Regions from separate parts of the Homo sapiens genome. Here region 1 is linked to region 2. A link is a contact called in ENCODE Hi-C data. All regions are on one chromosome and are shown on one strand. The core of a region is the stretch at or near the end of the contact, and the rest is flanking DNA. Distances in the headings are between cores, read along the strand shown.

Region 1 (4,935 bases), core at 1,029-3,528, 5.4 Mb after region 2:
ATCACTGCTGTACAAATCAAGGTTGAATTCCTTTCACATTGGACTATTTTCCCTATTGCAGTAGTAAATTATGGATAAAAATGTGTCCCTACTGTCAGGGTTTGTTATCTTTGACAACAAAAATAAACATATAACTGCAAGTTATAATGAGTGATATGTAGTGTTAAAATAATTAAATTGGAGGCCATTAGACTGAAGTCGCTCTAATGCACTGAGTTCCTACATGAGGAAACTGAAACTTAAAACGGAATCACAAGTGGCCAACTAGTCATCAGTTATATCGTCTTGAACTTCCCACAAGAACAGTCCAAATAAGGCAACTGCTCAAACTTTAACCAGTCAAATAATTTCTTTGCTGTGCTCTGCATTTACTCTCTGAAAGCTTTCAACTACCTCTGGGGGAGCCCCAAACCACTTATGATTTGGAGCTGCCTAATTCATGAATTGCTGTCTGTTCAAATAAGCTCTTTAAAATTTTAATGTGCCAAAGTTTACCTTTTAACAGATAGGAATAGTACAGGGTGCACTGAGGACATATAATGAGGTGGGGGGCCAGAAGGAGTTGGAGCACTAATCTAGTATGGACTGGCAGAGAAGACCTCTCTAATAAAAGACATTTGGGTTAAGACCTGAATGATGAACAGGACTTTGGACAGTGAAAAGCAGAGGGACAAAGATTCCAGGAAGAGAGAATTGCAGTGAAAAGGACTAGAGACAGAAAGGAACTTGAAACACAAGTAGTCTTACAATAAACTTAAAATTTGACATAACCTAATTACTAACCAAATTACAACTTGATATAACCTAATTCCAATTTGATATAACCTTAAAAGCAACAGAACCTAATACATAATGATCCAAAGTCAAATAAGATATGGTGCCTACTCTAAGGAAGCTCAGAGGCAAATAAGTGAGATGTATTCCTATTCTCTATTCCTTTTTCATCATGAAAAAGAAATGGGGACAGGGATCAATACTTACTACCTAAATGAGCTTAAGCAAATTATTTAATCTCTTTAAAACTTGGATAATAGTATCTGTCCTGCCAATTTCAACTGTTAATATCTGTCAGGGTCCTTAAGTGCAAGGAACAGAAATCATCTATAAATGATATAAAAGCTGAAAATGAATTTATTAAAGGACATTAAGCAGCTCACAGACTCTCCCAGAAGCTGAAGAAACAAGCTAGAGGTTCTCCTCCCAATAAAGCCTCTGAGTACCTAACACTGCAGCTTGCAACAACACACTGATGCTGGACACTGGTTGCTGGTGATAGAACATTGCAGTCTCGGAAACGATGTAGTTACTGCGGCTGTCACCCTTACTTCAACAGACTCTCTGAAGTCCTGCTTCTGGTTGTCATTCAAGTTTGAGTTGAGTCCACCAAATTAGATTGGAGAGTCTAGCAAGCAATAATACTCATGTCCCAGTAATAAGGAAGACTAGGAAAGCCAGTATCTGTCACTTTCAGTTCCTGTAAGGGTGTTGGGGGGCAGGGTAAGGGAGAAACTCTGCCAAAAGGATGACAAATGGCCACTGCAAATAGGGTGAGCTCAAATGAGATAATTACATGAAAATGTTTCACAAACTAAGGGAGAATTCAGCCACATAACATTATCTCATTTTGTGTTGTATTGATTTTTAACTCCTCGAAGGCAGGCAAGTTGGAAATAATGTGTAAAATAATGTTAAAATCCCAATACATATGCAATCACATTTAAGCTGTTATCAATGAAGATTGGAAGGAAACATACAGTAAAAGTTATTTTATTAGAGAAGTGGGATTTAAGGTGAAGTAGTTCTTAAATTAAAAAAAAAAAAAAAAAGGACACTTTCCATTGAATTCACAGTCTTCCCCACAAACTTGGATCCAAATTCTAATGAAAGGAAGCTTAAAGACGCAAAGCTTCTGGTGAAAGCAGGAACGGAACAGTTGGTGCCAGAATCGCATCCATACTTCATGATGCGTTGTGTACGCTATGCCGTCCTAATAGGAAGGAAAACTACCACAAATTAGGAGTTTAGAAAATTGCACAATGCTGCCTACCACTTAACTTCAAATGTAACCTGTTAACAACGTTAGCCGACGTGAGGTTACCTAGGGACATAGCAAAACTCGCTAGAGTTACTTCAAGTAAGGCACACGGAGGTTGCTCTGATTATCAAGAAAACCAAACGTTCACATAAAATGTTTGTCTTCCAGCCGCCCCGCTGTTTTCCACTTTTTCCAAAAAGCACTGAAGCGTGGTGAAGAAACAAACATATCCTCAATTCTCGCGAGAGCTCCGTGTGTAACCAAGGGCTGAGGCGGAGGATTGGTCACTCAGGATGAGGAGCCTCCGCTATCCCGCCCCCGTTGCCGGGATACGCCGCGGCGCACGGCAGTTAGTGGGTAGGCCTGAGAGCCGAGGAAAACTGAGCGTGGGCCTCAGAAAGAAGTTAAGGCACCCGCGAGCCGGGCAACTGCCCTCCTTCCGCGCCGGCGGAGGTGAGAATCCCCGGGTCCCATCTCTTCCTCCCTCCCTCCCACGTCTGTTCTCTTGCCTTGGAGATGCTGATCCGCTCCAAACAAAACAAATTCAAACTCGGTCTTAGCTAACTGTTACCGTCGGGCCTGTAGCCAGGCCAGGCATGTACCAATTCTAGTCGAGCGAAGGTTGCGAACAGACCTCCTCCAACAGCCCGACCCCTCCCCGACCCCCCGCAGGAGACCCGCCAAGCACAGAGCAGAGGGAAGGACCGCGATGGGCTGAAGGATTTTAGTCAAAGCAATACATTTCTGCCTCTTACAGTGGAAGGGACTTATTTCTGTCTGTTGATCACAGTGCGGGCAGTTAGCAACTTTCCACTTATTCACCTGTGTGAGAATGGTTGGCTTAGGGAGGATAACGATAGTAATAATAATTAGAAGCAGATGTTTTAAATGTAATACTTATCGTCTTCACAACAGCCCTGCAAGGTAGATGTCACCCTTCTGTTTTACAGAAGATGAAATCCTGAGGGGTTAATTAAGGTGGCAAGATTATGCAGCCGCTAACTTTGTCAGCACTAGTTTGTATCGCTAATCATTCTGGATCCAAAGGCCAGGCTGCCTCTCTGTGTGAATAATTGGAAATTGTGTGACTCTTTGATTGAATAACCCCGAAGTTAGTGGTATATTTGTTGCTAATGCCCGCCTCTTAATCCCACTGGTAATAATATAATGGTAAGCTTTTTTTCACCACAGTAAAACGGTGGCAAAGAAAATTGGGTGAAATTTTTTATGTTGTACATTTTCTCAAAGTTAGCAGGAAACCTAGAGTAATATCTTTTCCACTGGAAAGAGATGTTTATTGTACTCGTTTTCTTCTGGAAAAACCATTTTGATCATACACCGTCTTCCTTTTCAAAGAGTCATTTCATGAAATTCCTTTTTCCATTTGAAATTCTTTTGCTTTGTACATAGAGTTCAAAATGGCAAGGAATTAGAATCAGGGAGCTAGTGGGGTCAGGAAGATTGATGTGAACATATTCAAATGAGATATCTGAATGGAAATTTCAGATAAACAATTGAAAACTCAAAATTGGTGCCCAGTTGAAAGGGCAGAACTGTAGACATTGATTAGTGAGCCGTACACATAGTTGGAGTTATAAAGATGCATGACTGTAGAAAGGATAGAAGCAGTCCAAGGACTGATTACGAGTAATGCTAAGAAAAGTCAGAAAAGTAGTACTGGACATAGAGTGTAGAAACAGAGAAATCATTTTAGTCCAACACACGCTTTGTTTGCCTTTTTTTTTTTTGAGACGGAGTCTTGCTCAGTCGCCCAGGCTGGAGTGCAGTGGCGCGATCTCGGCTCACTGCAAGCTCCGCCTCCTGGGACTACGCCCGCCACCACGCCCGGATAATTTTTTTTTTGTATTTTTAGTAGAGATAGGGTTTCACTATGTTAGCCAGGATGGTCTCCATCTCCTGATCTCGTGATCCACCCGCCTCGGCCTCCCAAAGTTCTGGGATTACAGGCGTGAGCCACCGCTCCCGGTCGCTTTGTTTGCTTTTTAACAATTTAGTAAATTTTTGTAATTGGCAATACCTTTATGTACGAGGAAATTTAAAAGATACAAGAGAGAACAAAGTTTTTGCTTATCACTGAGACAGATTTTGGGGATATAAAGATGATTAAGATTCAGCTCTTGCCATAAAGGGTGAGAAATACTTAAGCAGATCATTTCAAGTGGTGTGATAGGTTCTGGAATAAAGTAATACACAGGATGCATGGTAGCATGTAGAACAGGCCTATACACTGAAATTGAAGAAGACGAAGATTCCAAGACCAGTTATGGACTGGTCATGGAAGGATTCCCAGAGAAAGTAATAGGCAAAATGTGTGTTAGGCAAGGGGACCACTTAAGAGGCTGGTATAATAGTCCACCTGAGTCAGTGATGCCCTGAATTGGCCAGTGCTGTAGGAATAGAGAGTAAAGTACCTGTTAAACACTTAGGAACAAAATCAGTAGAACTAAACAAAACAAACTCAGTAGAACTATGTGACCAGCCATGGGAGTAAGGGAGAGGAAGATGTCAAGGACTAAATTTCTTACTTGTGTGACTAGGAGGTGACACCAAGAGGAAGGACAAATTTTGAGCAGATGATAATGAGTTTGGATTACATATGTTTATTTTGAAATATTTAGACATCTAAGTGGAGATGTTATTATTTGGATATAAACACCGCAAGCTGAGTGCTAAAATAAGGAAGTTGTGTGGAATCAGTTTATTAATTGTTAAAACCCTGAGTGTGGATAAGGGGGCCCAAGGGGAGTTTAGAGAGAGAAAAGAAAAAGATGGTGGATGGTATCTTAGAAAATGCTCTATATAAGGACAGATCAAGGAGACAGAAAAAAGAACCAGAAGAGAGGGAAGTGTCATGGAGATGTTTCATATAAATGTGGACA
Region 2 (4,703 bases), core at 2,147-4,646:
GTCATTTATTTCCAGAAAATATTTGAGGCTTGCACAATTTTAGTCTTTCTGCTTCCCTCTTGATGTCACTTCATCTTAAATTGCGTTTAATTTTTCATTTGCTGAAAATATGGACAGTAGTACACTTTGGTGAAGTAATTGTGCAACAGCATGACCAACAAAGGCTCAGAAATGAGTGCTGGGAAGAAAGAGAAATAATTGATTTTTATAGGAATTCTGCAGAATTGGTGGCCATATGTATAATTGGAAAGCTCCCCTTTACTTTGTGATGGCTAGACAGTTCAAATTTAGAATTCTTCATTACTCTTCCAGTAAATCTAATAGTCTATAACACTGAGTTTGGTTTTCCTCATAAAATAAACTGTCAAAATTATTTTATGGCAGTCATAAATATGAATGCAATAAATGGAAAATTTTTTAAATTGATGACCAAATGTGTAATTTAATACACTCTACCTCTTCTAATGATGATCAATAATATAGACTCTCACATCTTGTTGTCTGTGACACACCCGTGAAGCAAAAACAGACCAGGCAAGTGGCTATCCACGTGATAGCATACAGGCTCTGAGTTCCTTAGGGGTACAAATGTTGTGTTATCCATTTTTGTATTCTCAGTGATGATCATGGTGCCTATCACATAGTAGATTGTTCAATACAGCTTGTTGAATTACTTGCTTCTGCTGAGATACAGTAAGGAAATAAGAGAGTAAGGGGAGGATGGTCCAAGTTCAAAGAAACTGAGTTGATGAATGGGTGAAAAGGCAAGGCTAGAAAGTGGTAGAAAATGATACTTGAGGTTCATAGGCTAAAGAGGTTAGGAGAGCTAAGTAAGCCAAGGTGGCATTTATGGAGTGCATGAAAACCTTTGCTTAGATGGGACAAAAAGATTCCTCCTCTGCAGAGCCTGGATAGTGGCTGCTGGGTTGGAGAAGACCCACGCAAAGGGGCTGGACACTAGCTTAAGACAGTAAGTTGTTTGTTGGGATGTTTGTTTTCACCAGCCCTAGGCAGGTGGATTTAAAATAACTTCATGAAAAGGATCATATGACAACATAAAAAAGAATTTGGAAAAAGAATGTATGAAGTCACTGATCCCATTCTCCATTCTCATTACTCCTGTATACTGATCAGCTGCAGGATCAGTCTTTAGCCTGGAGCCAGTCCCCATCATGATAACTATCATGGTGATGTTGATGACAATGATGATGACAATGATAATGCTGACAACAGCTAACACTTATTGAGCACATATAGTATGCCAGACACTGTTCAATGTCATTTAATTTTCATATTATTTCATTTAATTTTTTCAAAAACTCTGTGAGATAAATACTAATATTTCTATTTTACATAGAAGAACACTACGGCACAAAGAGATTAACTTGCCCAGGGTTGCACAGCTAGTAAGTGGAGAATTTTGGGCATTCTGATTAAAGAGCCTATGATTTTAATCCTCATGCTATGATTTTTCATTTAAGCTCAGACCCAGGTGGGGTTTAAGAGTAGTGTTGGTGACTTAAGTTGAGTTCCCAGACTGCATGTGGTAAGTCCTGGACAGGTACCCATCCCATTTTTCTCTGCTTCCAAATCCATCCCACATTTGCTTTGTCTGTAGAAGTAAGTTTTCTGAAATCCCTTTCATCACTATCATGCAGAACTTATTTCAACAATTGTAAAAAACAACAAACAAACAAAAAAAAACTGGTGGAAAATTGGGGACATATGGGAAATCTAAATACCAACTGGGTATGACATGATAAGGAACTTGTTAATTTTCTTAGGAGTGAATCGTATGTAAGAAAATGTCTTCAAATTTTAGAGATCCATACTAAAGAATTTAAAGGCTGAGGTAATGGTATCTGGACCTTACTTTAAAACAACTGAGCAAAGAGATAGTAGCCAAAGGAAATACAGTAAAATTATCATTATTAAGGCTAGGTGATCAATATGTGGGGCTTTATTATAATATTCTCTCTACTTTGAAATGTACTTGAAATTTTTAATAACAAAGTTAAAATAAATGTAATATTATGTGTTTCCTAATTCTGATACTATCATACTTGCCCAATTTTGTGTGTGTGTGTGTGTGTGTGTGTGTGTGTGTGTGTGTGTGTAAGACAGGGTCTTGCTTTGTTGCCCAGGCTGGAGTACAGTGGTATGATTACTGCTCACTGAAGCCTTGACCTCCCAGGCTCCAGCAGTCCTCCTAATTCAGCCTTCCAAGTAGCTGGGACTACAGGCACATGGCACAATATCAGGCTAATTTTTGTAATTTTTTGTAGATTTGTGGTCTCCCTATGTTGCCTAGGCTGGTCCCAAACTCCTGGGCCCAAGCGATCCGCCCACCTTGGCCTTTCCCAATTCTTACAGCAAAAAAGAGTATACAGTTGATATGAACCATTCTCTGAACATCATTTGTTTTTACTGTACCTGCTTCTGTCATAATGAACAAGAAGTGTGAAGGATATTTATCTGTCCATAGCAGCAGATGACAATGTTTTATGCTGAACTACAGCGGACAGGTGATGTGCAAATATATGAAACTCTCAAATATATAACTGGCTCTGCTTCTTAGAAGCTTGTAGACTTGAAGTAAGCAACCTACCCGCTCTAGGCTTTTTCTGTGAAAAGGGCTATAATTGGATCTACTTCCAGGCTATTGTTAGGATTTAGGACATAATGCATACAAATCACTCGGCTCATTGCCTGAAACATAGTGAGAACCCAATAAACATCATAGCACCCAAAAAACATAAATACCTTTTAGCAGCAGTCAAAAAAGGTAAAACATTTGTGTTCTACCTCACAAGGAGTTTCCACACTGTAGCTGGGAAACAAATCACCCCTTAATAAGGTTAAGCTATACAGTATAGCTCAGTTTTCATCTTTCACGTCTCAAACAGAAACATCATGTGGATCTTTCACTCAAACCAAATGGAAGTTGTTTTCCTTTCCACAACAATATGAATTCCCTTGGTTAGACAGTAAGAAGGTCACTGGACAATTTCTGAACTGTGAATAAGCAAATACAAAGAGAAGGAAAAAAGCTGGGTTTGTTGAGCAGGCATTGCTCATTCCAGACTGATGACACAACTTTTGGTTAAGGATAGTGAAGATAGAGAAAGCAGTTGCACTGACATTTCAACACATTCCTTTAGCCATGGTAATTAACGCCTCAACTTCTGGATTCAGGGAACGGCCCTCTCTCTGCTGAGGACATTCATTTCAAAGGTGTGCTTTTAAGTGAATTGAAAAGGACCCTAAAGAGAAAGGCTGCCTTTCATATCTCGTCTCTCTCTTCAGTGAATCTGGACACAGTGCTTTCATCTTCTCATTGCCCAGCTTAGGTCCCCTTTTGTTTTGTGGTGCCCTGTTACGTTGCTTTGTTTTGGTTTCTCTGGGAGGCCTGCCAACCCTAGCCTCAGAGAAGGCTCGAAATGATGAGATCAAATGTTTTGAGACAGTGTTACATTTCCTTTTTTTCCCCAAGCTTTTCTTTGTTTAGCTCTATGCCTCCTGTCATCTTAAATCTTCTCTTCCTTATGTAGTGCCTCTATAGCCAAAGAGATTGCTAAGTCACAGAATCACGTACTTTGAAGTAATTTCTTGAGAGTAATGAAACTCAGCTACCTGACAGAAAAATCCCCTTTATGATAACTCCAACCCATGCTTATGCTCAAATATGACTTGCACACACTTCATACAGGGGAGTTCCTTGCACCAATACTAGTTTTTAAATGTAGTTTTTAGAACGTTCTTCCTTATGGTTTTAGAACTGTAATTAATCTTAATTCTAGTTAATGGAGTTAAACAGAAGGAATCATATCCCCTCCTCTCCCACCTGTTTTCTCTTTTTCAGATTTAGAATCTCATTTTCTAAACATTATGTAGAAATTAAGATGTAGAAGGGGAGGGTGATCATAAAAATATACAGACAGGCTTTACAGAATTCATTCCTTCATTCAAAAAATAATTCAAAGTACGAGCCAGGGGATTCTAAGTTTTGAAGTGAGGAGTAACTTGATCTATAGAAGGAATTGAAACAAAAACTGCATGAATAGACTTTTGAGTCAGGGAGGGTCTTCCCAGATGAAGCTGGGTTTTGTAGACTTAGGGACATTTTTCCAAAAATAATAAAAAAACAGGGAGGAGTTTTAAGCAGCAATGTCATAGGGTTTCAAGACATTTTGCCATTATGGCTACCCTCTTCTGGACAGACTGTAGTTATTCACCATTCTGTTTCAGGTGCACAGCGCTAACCATACCATCCAGACAGGGGCTGGTGAGTCCACAGTAGGCTGAGCCATCACCTCCTTTGTTCTGGACATTAGATTGATGCATCCTAATGATGTATTTACTTGGATGGTCACTTTGTCATTCTGTTTTGTATCAGATAGATCTGGTGGTCGACTAAAATCAATACCTGGTTTGGGTTGGATTTTTGATGCTAGATATGCTATACAGAAGCTGGACCACAAAGGAAACTCACGTCAACTTGAGATGCCCAGCATTAAGTTTCTCTTCTCTTTCTGCATCTAATTGAGCCTATATGATGAGAGTTTTGCTTTTGTTCTGGTTTTTCTCTTTTCTTCTATAATTTTTTTCTAATGATGACAGCAAACTTGGAAAATACAGAAAAACAAAGTGAAGCAAGTAAAAATAATTGAAATAAGCATAGATAACCATTGTTATCACTGCTA

Evidence for each region. Hi-C counts contacts between places; a loop is a spot of excess contacts on that map. Pooled maps may share reads with other maps.
Region 1: a pooled map shows a loop between it and region 2 (2.5-fold over the local background). The contact joins the promoter of IFT74-AS1 here to the enhancer-like site in region 2. A Hi-C loop is called at or near these places in 2 of 50 pooled maps.

What each region holds. Positions count from the first base shown.
Region 1 is chr9:26,954,029-26,958,963 of GRCh38, forward strand. It overlaps IFT74-AS1 (IFT74 antisense RNA 1), which reads right to left and starts at 2,279. Exons shown (of 2, transcript NR_121605.1): 1 at 2,099-2,279; 2 at 1,752-1,987. IFT74 (intraflagellar transport 74) reads left to right here and starts at 2,384. Exons shown (of 20, transcript NM_025103.4): 1 at 2,384-2,488. RefSeq lists enhancers at 1,596-2,331, 2,332-3,066 and a silencer at 3,663-3,957.
Region 2 is chr9:21,573,360-21,578,062 of GRCh38, forward strand. No RefSeq gene overlaps it. Among named protein-coding and RNA genes, the nearest start is that of MIR31HG, 16 kb to the left of the region's middle. RefSeq lists a silencer at 3,621-3,670. Within about 2 kb of position 3,397, at least 10 of the 41 ENCODE cell types and tissues checked have a DNase peak (open chromatin) inside an H3K27ac peak, as active enhancers do.